2 separate regions of the Homo sapiens genome follow, and region 2 is linked to region 1. The links are chromatin contacts, found by Hi-C in ENCODE. All regions are on one chromosome and are shown on one strand. The core of a region is the stretch at or near the end of the contact, and the rest is flanking DNA. Distances in the headings are between cores, read along the strand shown. Region 1 overlaps CAVIN2-AS1 (CAVIN2 and TMEFF2 antisense RNA 1). Region 2 overlaps LOC105373804 (a long non-coding RNA gene).

What was found. Hi-C counts contacts between places; a loop is a spot of excess contacts on that map. Pooled maps may share reads with other maps.
Region 2: a map with no recorded cell type shows a loop between it and region 1 (4-fold over the local background). The contact joins two enhancer-like sites. A Hi-C loop is called at or near these places in 4 of 37 single-sample maps with no recorded cell type and 3 of 50 pooled maps.

Annotation. Positions count from the first base shown.
Region 1 is chr2:191,922,563-191,929,482 of GRCh38, forward strand. All of the region lies in intron 1 of CAVIN2-AS1 (CAVIN2 and TMEFF2 antisense RNA 1), which reads left to right. Among named protein-coding and RNA genes, the nearest start is that of CAVIN2, 79 kb to the left of the region's middle. Within about 2 kb of position 5,194, at least 5 of the 41 ENCODE cell types and tissues checked have a DNase peak (open chromatin) inside an H3K27ac peak, as active enhancers do.
Region 2 is chr2:191,192,712-191,199,578 of GRCh38, forward strand. The region is part of intron 1 of LOC105373804 (a long non-coding RNA gene); the gene reads left to right. Among named protein-coding and RNA genes, the nearest start is that of STAT4, 45 kb to the left of the region's middle. Within about 2 kb of position 1,545, at least 4 of the 41 ENCODE cell types and tissues checked have a DNase peak (open chromatin) inside an H3K27ac peak, as active enhancers do.

The DNA.
Region 1 (6,920 bases), core at 3,944-6,443:
CTGCCCGAGCCGGCAGTGGCAAGCTGCTGGGCTTCCCTTCCACATTGTGGAAGCTTTGTTCTTTTGCTCTTTGCGATAAATCTTGCCCCTGCTCACTCTTTGGGTCCACACTGCCTTTATGAGCTGTAACGCCACGAAGGTCTGCAGCTTCACGAACCCATCGGGAGGAACGAACAATTCCAGACGCGCTGCCTTAAGAGCTGTAACACTCACCGCGAAGGTCCGCAGCTTCGCTCCTGAGCCAGCGAGACCACGAACCCACCAGAAGGAAGAAACTCCGAACACATCCCAACATCAGAAGAAACAAACTCCAAACACATCCGAACATCAGAAGGAACAAACTCCAGACGCGCCACCTTAAGAGCTGTAACACCGCGAGGGTCCGCGGCTTTATTCTTGAAGTCAGTGAGACCAAGAACCCACCAGTTCCGGACACAATACTTTTCACACTGCATGATGAAGAAATTTAGCTTTATTGTTAGGTAAGTACATGTGCTTCCCTTCAACCCAGTATTGGACTACATTGGTCAATCTGGGCTTCATACCAACATGTTTGTTGAACCAACTCACTTCCGTGTGTATTATTGCATTTATAATTATCTGTGCCTTTTGTTTCTCTCTACTGAGTGTCATCTGTGACTTTCAGGTGTTGATCATTATGCTTTGGAATGGAACAAAGAGAAAAGATGAGACTCAAGAAAGTCATTGTTTCTCTTAGTAATGAGAAGGAAAAAGTGAAGTGAAACTTAACAGCGAATGTGAGAGTTTTTGATTGCCTGTGGGCTTTCATTTTTTCTTTCCATCTGGACCTACTAATTGAGATAATAGGTCAGGGAGACCTGGGTCTGTATTGGTAGGTATGATTGGATGGGCCCCAAGGAACTTCACTTTATTTTAGAATTAGGAGCTCATAGATGAGGTAACTTGATTTGACCTTTGCCTTCATTCTCTTTATCTTGAGGTGACCCCAGTAGAGTCTGCCTTTAGCGGTCTCCTTGGGTCTTTGATAAACAAAGCAGTTAGGGCTGAATGAGCTGTGAAATGAATAAGGGAATATTGATGCCCCACTATTTAATTGCCTCCTAAATCCATGGTAAATTTTTCAGTGATTTTAAACTCTGTAAGAATAGCAGACTCATTGATTTCTGTAATTCATTTATTTAGGGATTTCTATTATCAACTGAATTTGATTGATGGCTTTATGACAAATAGCTGTGTGCTCAGCATATACCAGCATTCTGTAAGCTCACTCAGCCATAAACAATTTGTGAATAATTCTTGGGTCCTTTTGCTGAGTCTGTACTTTGCTATTTAGGGAACAACTGATTGAGATTCCTTAGGTGAATGAGGTAAAGTGAAATTCCCACCTAGTTTGCTTGGATATATATATGTAGTGTGTGTGTGTGTGTGTGTGTGTATTTGTATGTGGACCCTGAGAATTCTCAAAGTCCTCTTTGAGATTCTGAGGCATTTTACTCTCAAACGTCAAGCCCCGTCTCATGATTCAGAATACATCAGAATCACTTGGACACGGAAATAGTGGTATCCTATGTGTGCTGTGATAATTGAGCCCTTCTCTAACTCTGTCTACCCAGACATAAGATATAGTAGGTAGTGATGTTATATGTTCATCAAAAATTAAAATGGATCCCCATACATCTTTTTAGTCTGTTCTTCTTGTTAAAGATTTTGATTCGCAACTTCCTCATGGATAGAAAACAAGTGTAATTTCTATTTTAGAGAAAATCAGATTTTATAAGACACCAGACTTGAAAACTTCTTTGCCAGTGAGATATTTTTGACTATAAATATTGCTTCCAGATTAATGGAAAATTGTGGCATGTATTTTAAAATCCTCTTCGTGATTTTCCTGATTATAAATCAATTTATCTATATTAGAAAAATTGAAAAATAAAAAATGTAAAGAAGGAAATAAAATTACCAATAAAACTACTAACCAGAATCACCACTATTACATTTCTAGTTATAATAGTCATTTTAACTAAATAATTTTCTTCTTAGAACAGTACACAGGCAAAGGTTATTATTTAGCAAAGGTTAATACTGGTCATAATGATGAGGCTTTTGTATTTTTGCTATTTACCTAAGATGGGCAAGCGAGTGTAGAGATTGAGTCAGAAGCTGGGTCAGGGACACTGTACCAAGTTGGACAAGTGTGTGGCTGAACGGAGCACCAGGCTCCCTTTACCTATTGTGGATGAGACATAAAACTTTTACTACAATCTGCAGAGAAAGACAACTGGGACAAATTAAAGTTTGACTTTAATCTCACATTTGGTTTTATAACTTATAAATTCACTAATAAAAGTTTCAGCTGTCTAAAATAAAATGAACCTGCAAAGAAGCAATACTGAGAGAGATTAGAAAATTATGCTGTCTTTCCAGATATATCGCATGAAAATATTTCTCTTGGAGTATGACGATTAGATGATATTTTTCGTATAGATTATGATAATTGGAAAATACTGTGATAATTTTAAAGCTAGGTAAAATAAGCAGATATTTTGAAGGCCAACATTCCTGTTGTCATCTAATGTTTATTTACACTAGCTTCCCTGAGTATAAAATAACTGTTCTTGGTTATTTGATGAAATGAGTTACCTATTTCACACTTAATTTCTTGGGATTTAGAAGTCAGTGCTGTGATGGCCAGGTGTGGGTAGTTCACGCCTGTAATCCCAGCACTTTGTGGGGCCGAGACAGGCAAATCACCTGAGTCAGGAGTTTGTGACTAGCCTGGCCAACGTGGTGAAACCCTGCCTCTACCAAAAATCCAAAAATTAGCCGGGCATGGTGGCACACGCCTGTAATCCCAGCTACTTGAGAGACTGAGTGAGGCAGGAGAATCACTTGAACGGAGGAGGGGGAGGTTGCAGTGAGCTGAGATCGCACCACTGTACTCCAGCCTGGGCAACTGAGCAAGACTCAACTTTAAAAAAAAAAAAAAAAAAGAAGTCAATACTGTGAATAACACATTAAAATAATAATATCTTATTGAAATATCATCTTTTAGGATGAGTAAAGGATTTAGCCAACTAATGTTCATAAAATTATTGCTAATTGTTCTTAGGGAAAAACTAAAGAAAATAATTTATTAATGCTAATTTTCTAGTCAATGATGAGTTAAACTCTTTGTATACAAATAATATAACAAAACAAATATTTGGAACTTTTAATGGACACTTTTTGTTACATGAGTTGTAGTTGATTGTCTCTTCATAGTAAAGTTATGGTTTGTGATACTGAACTATGCAACTAAAAGTTTGGTGTCATAGTTAATGTTCAATTATAGTGAAGGAGAAAAGTGACACCAATATATCAAAGATGAAGCTAATCCAATACGTGTACACTAGAGTTGTCCATGTAGCTTACTATTCCAACTCTGAGGGGTACCAAGAAATATTGTAGTATTTTTGATCTTATTAGTTTCTTCTCTACAAAAAAGTGGATTTGTTATTCTAAGTATCTACCAGTGATCTTTAATAACTTGGACATAAATGTATGGAAACTTTACTTTCCATGCCTTTGTACTTTTAGTTGCAACACTTTCTTGGGGGTAACATCTTTTTAAAGTTTACTCACACCGTATAGTGTTTTATTAATTTAGTTTGAGAACTAAAGAGGTAACATTTCAAGAAGTCCTTAGTTCTAGGAACTGGTAAATGAAGCCACATTCAGTCATTTTGTATGCTTTTTTTACTCAATAAATATTGATCTTAATATATCACCTAAGCTTTGTGTTTCTCAGCTTAGAAGTTTTAATTGTTTGAGTCTATCTTGATACAGAGTCTAGTCAACCTCTCTAATGATTCTACATGCTGCTCTCTATACTTCATTCAGTTTAGTTGTACTGTCATTGAGATGTGAATTCATCCAGGAAAAGCAGATACTTTGCTGCCTCAGACATATCTAATTTTAAAAATGTTTTATTTCCAAAACCCTTTCCTAGGGGTGCCCAGCATTGTGTTTCTCCTTAACTACAGAAGCAAAGTAAGCTGATTTTAGGAAAAATTGTTTCTAGTTCTTTCTAAACATTGGTTTAGACTTTTAGTAATTGATAAGATCTCATATCTTACACATATATGTCTATATCACTGTTCTCTAAGGTTAATCCTTTAACAATGGCACATGTTAAAGATCATACACCAGTTTTCTTTCTACTTAGGCAGTGTTGGAAGTGTTGATGTTGTAGTTGTTTGTATTTTATTTTCCCTGTAAGCTCAGACAGTTCACTACTGAAGTGAGTTTCATATCACCTACAAACTTGAAACCCACTGTGTGTGTGTGTGTGTGTGTGTGTGTAAAATGTTGGTGTGAAACTTTGTCAAAATGTTTCGAAAGTCTAAATAAATAGCACTCAGTGGTTTCCCTTTGGACATATGCTTATTTCTATATTCCCTTCTTGATTAATTTTTAGCTTTATTATGGAGGTTTTCAAACACACAAAAGTGGAGAGAAAAGGTTATAAACTACTGTGTACCCATCTTAGCAACATGTTGCTTTCTTTTTTGTTGTTGTTATATCTATCCTTTTCCCTCAGTTCTTTTTTCTAGGAATATTTTAAGGTGAATCCTGAATACCATATAATTTCATCCATACATACATCTATCTGATAACAGAAAAGTACTCTTTAAGAAATTCAACAGAATTTCCATAACTTCTTAGTATCTGGTCCAAGTCATCTAAATTGTCTCTCAAAGGTTATTAGCCAAGACTCCTCAATATATAAACCGTAACTCTCATGGATATTGCATCTGTAACTTTTATGGAGATGCCATTATCATATCAAGATTAGAAATCAGATTGAGAGCCTTTTGTTTCCAGAATCTCCTCTGGAGTCCTTCTTATGGGTGTGAGTCACACTGGCAAGCTGCCATTCTTCTCACATAGTAGTGGTTATTAACAACAGGTCACACATTTTGGCCACCGGTTCCATATTTTACCCTTGAGTTCCTTTAGCAGTCTTGGGTGAATGCCATCTGGGCCTGGTGATTTATTTACATTTCGTTTGCCACTTGGGTCTGGGAAAGTCCTGTTTTCCACTGTTTGTTCCAATTCCTCTGACCTGACGGCTTTAAAGCAAGATGCAAGTGAGACTCTTTTCTAAAGTCTTCTTCAGTAAAGACTGAAGCAAACAATTCATCGATCCTTCCTGCTATCACCTTTTCATCCCTGAATGGCCTTTGCATTTTCTAGCTGGCTTCCTGACTTTGTTATACTTAAAGGGGTTTGCATTTTTGCTTTGGACTCCCCTGTGAGGTGCTCTATTGATTTCTTCATGGACCATTTGTTTTTAGTTTGCTTCTGACCTGCTCTACATTCCTTTTCTTTGAGAGTAGCAAGTTTTACATTTAAAAATATTTGTATGGCCTTTTCGTGTTACCAACTTGGCATTTGAGGCTCTTGTTGAAGAGCTCTCTGTTCTGATTGTAGCTCACATTTCTCCTGGTCTCCCAATGAGGTGTTTTAATGTGGTCTCTATGGGGTACTTGTTTATTTTGAAAACGTTTCCTACCCATATGTGTACTTTTCTCTTCCTTTCCCTTTCACGAATTGCAAAATCACAAGATGGAAATGGAACTTGAGGCTTTCCCTGTCCCACTTGAATGTCTGGCTCATAAGTGTAATTGCTGTTAATGAGTGGTTCTCCCACAAGCTACTTCTGGCTTTATTTCACAATCCACTCCTGAGAATCATAGGATCCATGTCTAGTTTTGGGAGGTGCTATCCAACTTCCTTCTGTAGCCACAGACCAGCCTTGTGGGCAGTTGTTAAGGCTAGCGTTTCCATACTTGCATTTAACTGACTGGACAAGGGGGAGAAGTGAGTGGTAACTTGTTCAAAATTTAGGAAGAGCCAACTCGAGATTCATCATTTTATCATTTGGTTTATTACTTACAACATGGATAATATGCCACAGATAATTAAGGTTTGATCTTACATGTTGGTTAGATGATATAGAGCATCAGAGTCTAAGAGAAATGTATTGTGCATTACATGCCCAACTTAAAATTTTCTGGTTACCATATTCTGAAAAGTAAAAAGCAACAGGTGAAATTTTCAATGATATATTTTATTTAACCCCAGTAGTTAAAATGTAATGATCTTAACATGTAATCAATATATACATTATTAATACGATTTTTATATGTTTTATACTAAATCTTTGAAATCCAGTGTGTACTTTCTATTTACAGCACATTTCAATTAGAACCAGCCATATGTCAAGTACTTAGTAGCCACATTTGAAAGTGTCTATCATATTGGACAGTGTAGCCTTTGAGAGGGTTATATAGGGTCCTCCTCAGAAAACAGTCTTTTATTCATGAATTCTACAGAAATCATTCAGAATTCACACACACACACACACACACACACCCACACACCATTTTACTTACATCTGTGATAGCCCATCAGAGTAACAAACTCTGAAGGAGGCATTTTACCTGACAAGAACAAAGTTGATGAATATATTTAACTGTATTACTCTAATGTACTTGGTATATCTCCTCTAATTAAAATAAGATTATCTTACAACTTATGAAATGAAGATCTGGCATAATAGACTTAGAATATGATGAAAATGTTTTCATTAACTGCAAAGATACCCTGCAAGGCACGGCATTTTATCTCAAGTCCCCGATAACATTAATATACCCTTTTAATCTCTGAAGCATTTAAGACTTAATAGGAACTCCTTAAAGAATGACAGAATTGTAAGACTTTACAAGGTTGCTTTAATTGGAAAGTCCTTACAGCCCTCCATGATTTTGAACAAGTATAAAATAAAATTCTTCATTGGTGGAATGTACGAGTATAGTCTTGTTTACTCTGCGCAAAACTCAAAAGCCAGACGTGGGGGTGGGTGTAAAAGAAAGGAAAGTAGGGGTTAATGGTGT
Region 2 (6,867 bases), core at 295-2,794, 730 kb before region 1:
GAAGCAATCATAAAAAAAGGATCACTCTTTGCCTCCTTTCTCTAAACCCCTCGTGTTCTGACAATTGACATTTCCACCCTGTGTGGAACAGACCCATGTTTGCTTTCACTTAGCCTCTTCTAATGTCTTTTAACCATCTTTTTTTTTTTTTTTTTTTTTTTTTTTTTTTTTTTTGAGACGGAGTCTCACTCTGTCACCCAGGCTGGAGTGCAGTGGCGCGATCTTGGCTCACTGTAAGTTCTGCCTCCTGGGTTCAAGCCATTCTCCTGCCTCAGCCTCCCAAATAGCTGGGACTATAGGCACCCAGCACTATGCCTGTCTAATTTTTTGTATTTTTAGTAGAGACTGGGTTTCACTGAGTTAGCCAGGATGGTCTCTATCTTCTGACCTCACGATCCACCTGCCTCGGCCTCCCAAAGTGCTGGGATTACAGGCGTGAACCATCTTAATAACTGCCATGTCAATATCTTCTTTTAAAATTGTTGAAAAGCTACTGCTATAGTAGCAGTGGCAATGCATTCTGAGGGAGCTGCCACATAGCCCATTCCTGATTGCACCTGTGGTCTGCACCCCTCGTCTGTGATGATATCGAACCAAGAAAAGGAAAACTTACTACCCAAGAACTTGCTCTGTGTTTAGTACTATCCTAGTTGTTTTCACTAGTTCTTGAAGAATATTTCTATTAATAGCATGCATACAATTTAAGTGATTTTTAAAGAGTTTTGTGTCAGTCAGAATAACCTAAGTTATATACAAGTAACCAAAAAGCCCCCAATTTTTGTTGGTATAGAGTAACAAAGGCTTGTCTTCCCCTTCAACCTACATATCCACTTGAAGTAAGCGGGGCTGGGGGATCAGGGTCTATATAAGGAGTCTGCAAATGTTTTCTTAAAAGGCCACTTAGTGAATAGGCTTTTAGGCTATATGGTCCCTGTTGTAACGACTCAGTTTTGCCATTGTCATTTCAAAGTATGCATAGACAAATGGGTACGGCTATGTTCCAATGAAGCTTTATTTACAAAAACAGGTGACCACAGGCTGTAGTTAGCTAACTCCCACTGCATATCATCCTCACTCCAGGACCCAGAGTGTGAACGCACCATCATTTGGAAAACTGTCGATCATGGTGGCAGAAGGGAAAAGGATCATGGAGAATCTCTCACTAGTTTTTAAATGTTTCACCTGGAAGTGACCCCTGTCACTTCCACTCACATTTTACTGACATGGAAAATCATATGACCACACCTAACTTCAGTAGATTGGGGAGGAAGCTGTCCTCCTTGAGCCTAGAAGAAGAGAACAAGAAACACCAGTAAGCAGCCTTAATGTCTATCGCATGTTGCATCATTCTTCTGTTCATCTCTTTCTGTGGCTTTTTGTTGAACTTTATGTTCCTAGTTAAGGAAATGAGTTGCAAAGTTGTGGTTTACTCAATGTTCTTACAGGTGTATTGCTCAGTTTCTGGATAAGCTGGGCCTCTTTACCTCCTTTTTCTGCTTTTCTTGTCCAGGCTGTAGGCTTGTTATTACTCTTCAACCAGAGCACTACAGAGTTAGAGGGAAAGTGAAGCATAATGCAAATTCATTCACCTCAAGTGTGGTCTCTGGGCCTTGCCTTACCACACAGGAAAGTCCCTTCAGTGGGCTTATTGTCAGACTTGTCTGAAGTTTTCATATTATTGACTATTAGCTAATTCACACAGTCTATTCAGGGTAACTCTTCTTAGGGGCCAATGTCTGGCCCGTGTTGGACAGCTATATATATATATTAGAACGGCGTGTGTGTGTGTGTGTGTGTGTGTGTGTGTGTGTGTGTGTGTATGTGTATGTGTGTGCGTAGGGATGAAGATTAGAGAACCTAATTTGGTCAACCTTTTCCATAGCTTCAATTGCATCTCATTACAGTTTTCTGCTATTTCCTCTTTACATTTTCTCTCCTTTTCTTCCCAAGGAACCCCAATGTTTTCAGAGAATAAAAGTTAGGTTGAAGAGAGTAAGAGATAAAGATAACTTTTTGGTTAAATTTCCTTTGCCTATTATATGCCTAATCATACCCTCCTCCAAATTCCTTTCTTGCTTTCTCTCTCCCTCCCTCCCTTCCTTCCTTCTTCCATTTATCTATCCATCCAATGTCCAAATGAGTGTCTATTGTTTGCCAGGCCCTGTGCTAGGCAAGTCATGGGTATATATAAATGCGGCTGACAGAGACTCAGTCCTTTGCTTTATGGAGCTAATAACTTTAGTGGGCAAAAATTATGATAATTGATAAGACACCTGAAGAATACTGGAAACTGGAGGATTCCAAGGGAGTAGGTGGTGATGGCATCTACCTTATGGAAGGTCTTAAAGCATTGGAGGGAAGGGTTCCTGTTGTTTTGCATGAATGAAGATAGTATGAAGGGATTTTATTCAAATGTTTTTGTTCTTCAATCTTTTGCTTCCATTGTTTATGCTCCTGCCATCTTTAGTCTTGTTCAGAGAATGGCAAACAGCCAGCAAGTTCTCAGTAGATTTCCCATTTGTCATAGGTTTCTCATGTATCCGGGTTTGGCTTAAAGATCAAATTGCCTTTAGGTTGACTTCTGATCCTTGCCAGAAAGAGCTGACCCTTTCTCCACTCATCTGTGCAAACCTTTACTCAGGTGAGACTTTCACACAATTTGAATAAAAGAACAAAAACTCTCCAGTAACTAAAAGGAGTAAGAAAGGCATAACTGTTTTATTTTGTTGGCTCCAAAGCTCAAGCCTATTATTTGAAATTTTTATGTTCTCTTATCATTTTGGTTTTATTTCATTTTAATTTTTTATGGAAAAAATGTATGTCTAATTGGAATGCAGACCAAAATAAAATTATTAGAGTGGAAAAAATATTTTAAGAAAATAACGTTTACATAAAATCAGCACAATGTCCAAACAAACAAAACCATGTATGTACAGTGAAAACACATTTATTTTAAATACTGAAAAAAGTGCTACTTCATATTATAGGATTTCCAGAAAGTATGCTCCTTTTGTTTGCTCATTAGGAAAAATTTTTGTTTTAAAATAAGATATTTTGATTTAAACTATTTCTATGTACTCTCTTAAACCAAACATAACTTGCTTTTTTCTTGATGACTCCGAGCCATGATTATTAATTCAGGTGATTCTGATTTTCTATTATGTATTGATGCCTTCATTGCCTACGAGAGAGTTGTAGGACAATTTGCCTTAATAGGAATAACAGAATGCTATCCTTTAAAAGTGTTTCCATGAAAACTTATTTATAGGTTTGGCTGTTTGGGGGTTTTGTTTTATTTAATGTCTCCTTCATTATTAAGGATGTCAGACATCCTTCCTCCCATATATTATCGTTTCTAGTAACCAGAAAGCTAACAATTTACTATTTTTTATTTATGTTGAGCATATTTATTAGGATAAACTTGTATGCACAGGTAAACATTTAGAATAAACTAACGTGGCTAAAACAAAAAAAAGAAACTTATTTACGTGCCATGCATAAGAATTCCAGAGATATGTAGCACAAGACCAGTATGGCACATTTTGAATTTCATAGGCATTCAGGCTCCTTTAGCTCTCTGCTGAAATATCCATAGGGTGTAACTCATGTGTCCAAGATGGTTCCTAGAGACAACAGACCAGAGTTCCAGACAGCAGACTGGAAGGCAGGAAGGCAGGAAGGCAGAGGGCTGGGTCCCACCATGGTGGGGTATAACCTAGACTTCCTTTACAACAACATTTCTGCTTGTATCCCATTGCTCAAAAGTTTGTCACACTTATAGCTTTAAGAATACTGAGAAGTGTAGTTTCTACCTGAGTACATGAGTTCCTTGAATAAAATTGAGTTTCTGATAACAAGTAAAAATAGAAGAAGGGCTGTTGGGGTCAACCACTAGCAGCTTCTGCCATATTCCAATATCAAATATCCAAACCTATTAGAAAATTATGGGCCGGGCCTGGTGGCTCACGCCTGTAATCCCAGCACTTTGGGAGGCCGAAGCGGGTGGATTACAAGGTCAGGAGATCGAGACCATCCTGGCTAACATGGTGAAACCCCGTCTCTACTAAAAAATAGAAAAAATTAGCCGGGCGTGGTGGTGGGTGCCTGTACTCCCAGCTACTTGGGAGGCTGAGGCAGGAGAATGGCGTGAACCCGGGAGGCGGAGCTTGCAGTGAGCCGAGATTGCGCCAATGCACTCCAGCCTGGGATACAGAGCGAGACTCCATCTCAAAAAAAAAAAAAAAAAAAAAAAAAAAAAAAAGAAAGAAAAGAAAATTATGTAGGGATTTTGAGTAATGTGGATTTCTTCTAGGAAGTAAAATGAATGGCATTTAGTGCATGGACTTACATATTTTAATCATTATAAGGCCTTCATTTTTTTTTTCCAGATTCTCTGGGTTCTGAATACATTTGCTACATAAACGGCATTTGAATAACTGAGGTACTACTGTGGCTGAAATGAATACTTCTATATAAAATCCTGTAGCAGAATTCAAGCAATTCTACTTTGCCATATCACGCCGATGCATTCCAAAGTTTCCTCTCAAAATATGTGCTTCCAGTATGTGCAAGAATTATATATGGCCTGAACAATTTGGATTGGATCCTTACATTCAGTTACATCCACTTCCTTTATCACTGTTTCTCAGCTTACACAATTTATGCCAGGACTTACTAGAAATAATTTTTTCACATTACATTACATAACTCCTAGAGTATAAACAAAACCTTCTATTTGGAGTATTCCCTAGATCTCTCTAAATTGATTCCTTGCAATGTTTGAAAGCTTGGAGTGAAGAAGGTATTCATGAAAATAAGATGTCAATTTGTGTGTTTGATATATTTGTGTTTGGCAAGGATTGCTATGGGCATTATTTCTTTGGTTCCCCAATATTTGGTTTAAAATCAGAAGCAACATTTGCATTAGTTAAACATGTATCTGATTTAGAGCTGGGTCTTTTGCCGCCATCTTCTTAAGTGAATTAGTTCTATGGGTAACTCTCATGGTGGCACTCATAGACCTTTGATGAATTGCACAGGCTGGATTTGAACTGCCCTGATCTAGCTGTGCCCACGAATGTGGCTTTTGTGTCTGAAGCAAATGGGAAAATTGGAAATAATGTTGAGCTCACTGCAGAGCTGATGAGCAGCTGTTATGAACTAATACAGCTGCATGGGTTGTGAACAACTACCTTACCAGGTGTCAGATATTTTGAGTATCTTCCTGCTAAGGATGGGTAGATCATTCTAGTTAAATGTCAGGGACTCCTGATGTAGGATTTCCAGCCTTCTGAGAAGAAAGTGGCTCCCTGGCCCTCCTGCCCCACAACCATCTCCTGCATCTCAAGCTGTCCACCATAGTAAGAGTCTGCAATCCCAGCCAAGCATGAGGAGACAGGTGCCTGAGCTGGGGCAGAGGATGCAAAGTTCTTTGTCTTCTACATTTGACATAATAACCTGTGTTCACTCTGTTTTGCTCTGGCATCTTAGCCATTCCTTGCCTTAGTGAATTCACATGATGTTTTAGCAGTGAGAGTAGATGCTTTCTTAATGTAGCATTAAAAGTAAAAGGGGATGGACACCCTAAATACCCTGACTTGATCACTAAAATTATACACATGTAAAACAATTTTTATATAGTCCATAAATTTGCACAAATATTTTAAACAAGTAAAAGTTGAAGTAACAAGAATAGCACAGGGGCTCCCCTGCCGCACCCTCTACAGCCATGCGCCATCACTGTGCACTCACTCATGACTGCAGGGGAAGAGCCTGCTCAGCACTGGGGCATGATGAGAGTGGCTGAGACCCAGTCCCTGCCTCACGTGCTATAAGCTAGTGGTGGAGATGGGAAGAAGCTATGGTGAGTACCACGAGGGACTTATCTTGACCTGATCCAGCTCCAGCTGTGGAGGAGCTTGGGTTGACATGGGGCAAGAAGGGAAAGGATGGGTGTATTAGTTTGCTTGGGCTGGCATAGCAAAATGCCACAGACTGGGTGGCCTAAACAACAGAAATTCATTTACTTGCAGTTCTGGAGGCTAGAAGTCCTAGATCAAGGTTTTGACTGATTCAGTTCCTGGTGAGAGCTCTCTTCCTGGCGTTCACTTGGCCTCTTTCTTACCATGTCCTCACATGGTGAAGCAAGACAGACATGTCTGGTATCTCTTTTTATAAGGACACAAATCCTGTTGGATAAGGGACCCATCCTTAAGACCTCATTTAACCTTAATTACTTCTTTAGAGGCTCCATCTCAAAATACAGCCACACTGGTGATTAGGGCATCAACATATGAATTTGGGGAGGGACACAGAAATTTAGTCCATAATAACAGGTTTGAGATGAAATGCCCAGATGGATCAATCCACCTCTGAAATTTCATTCTTGTTGTCTGAAAGATTTACATAAAAACCAATGGCTTATTCACTTCAATATTCTGACTGGCATGGCTCCCCCACCTCCTAGCTTAGAACCTCAGCCTCAGACCTACTTCCATATGAGGAGACGGAGGATGCTCATGCCAGTTCTAGAAGGAGTGACTGCCTGAGGGGGGAGTTGAGATAAAGATGTCCTGATTGAACTCGAGACTGCACTCAGGAATGACCCCATGTCCAGAGCTGGAACCAGACAGACCTTGGGACTCAGATAATAATATTTAAAATAGGAAGTTATCCAAAAAATATGTCATATGTGGTTGCTGTAGAGTGGGTACAGGGGACATAAAAAAAAATAGAGGGCTGTGTAAAGGTAAAGATGTAAGGAATAAAGGAATCTGGCTGAAGAGCAAGATCCAACTGAAGAGCAAGACTTACACCCTACACAAAGACCCCCTGTCTGTCTCTCCCCTAGCCATCAAAGCTGCCATC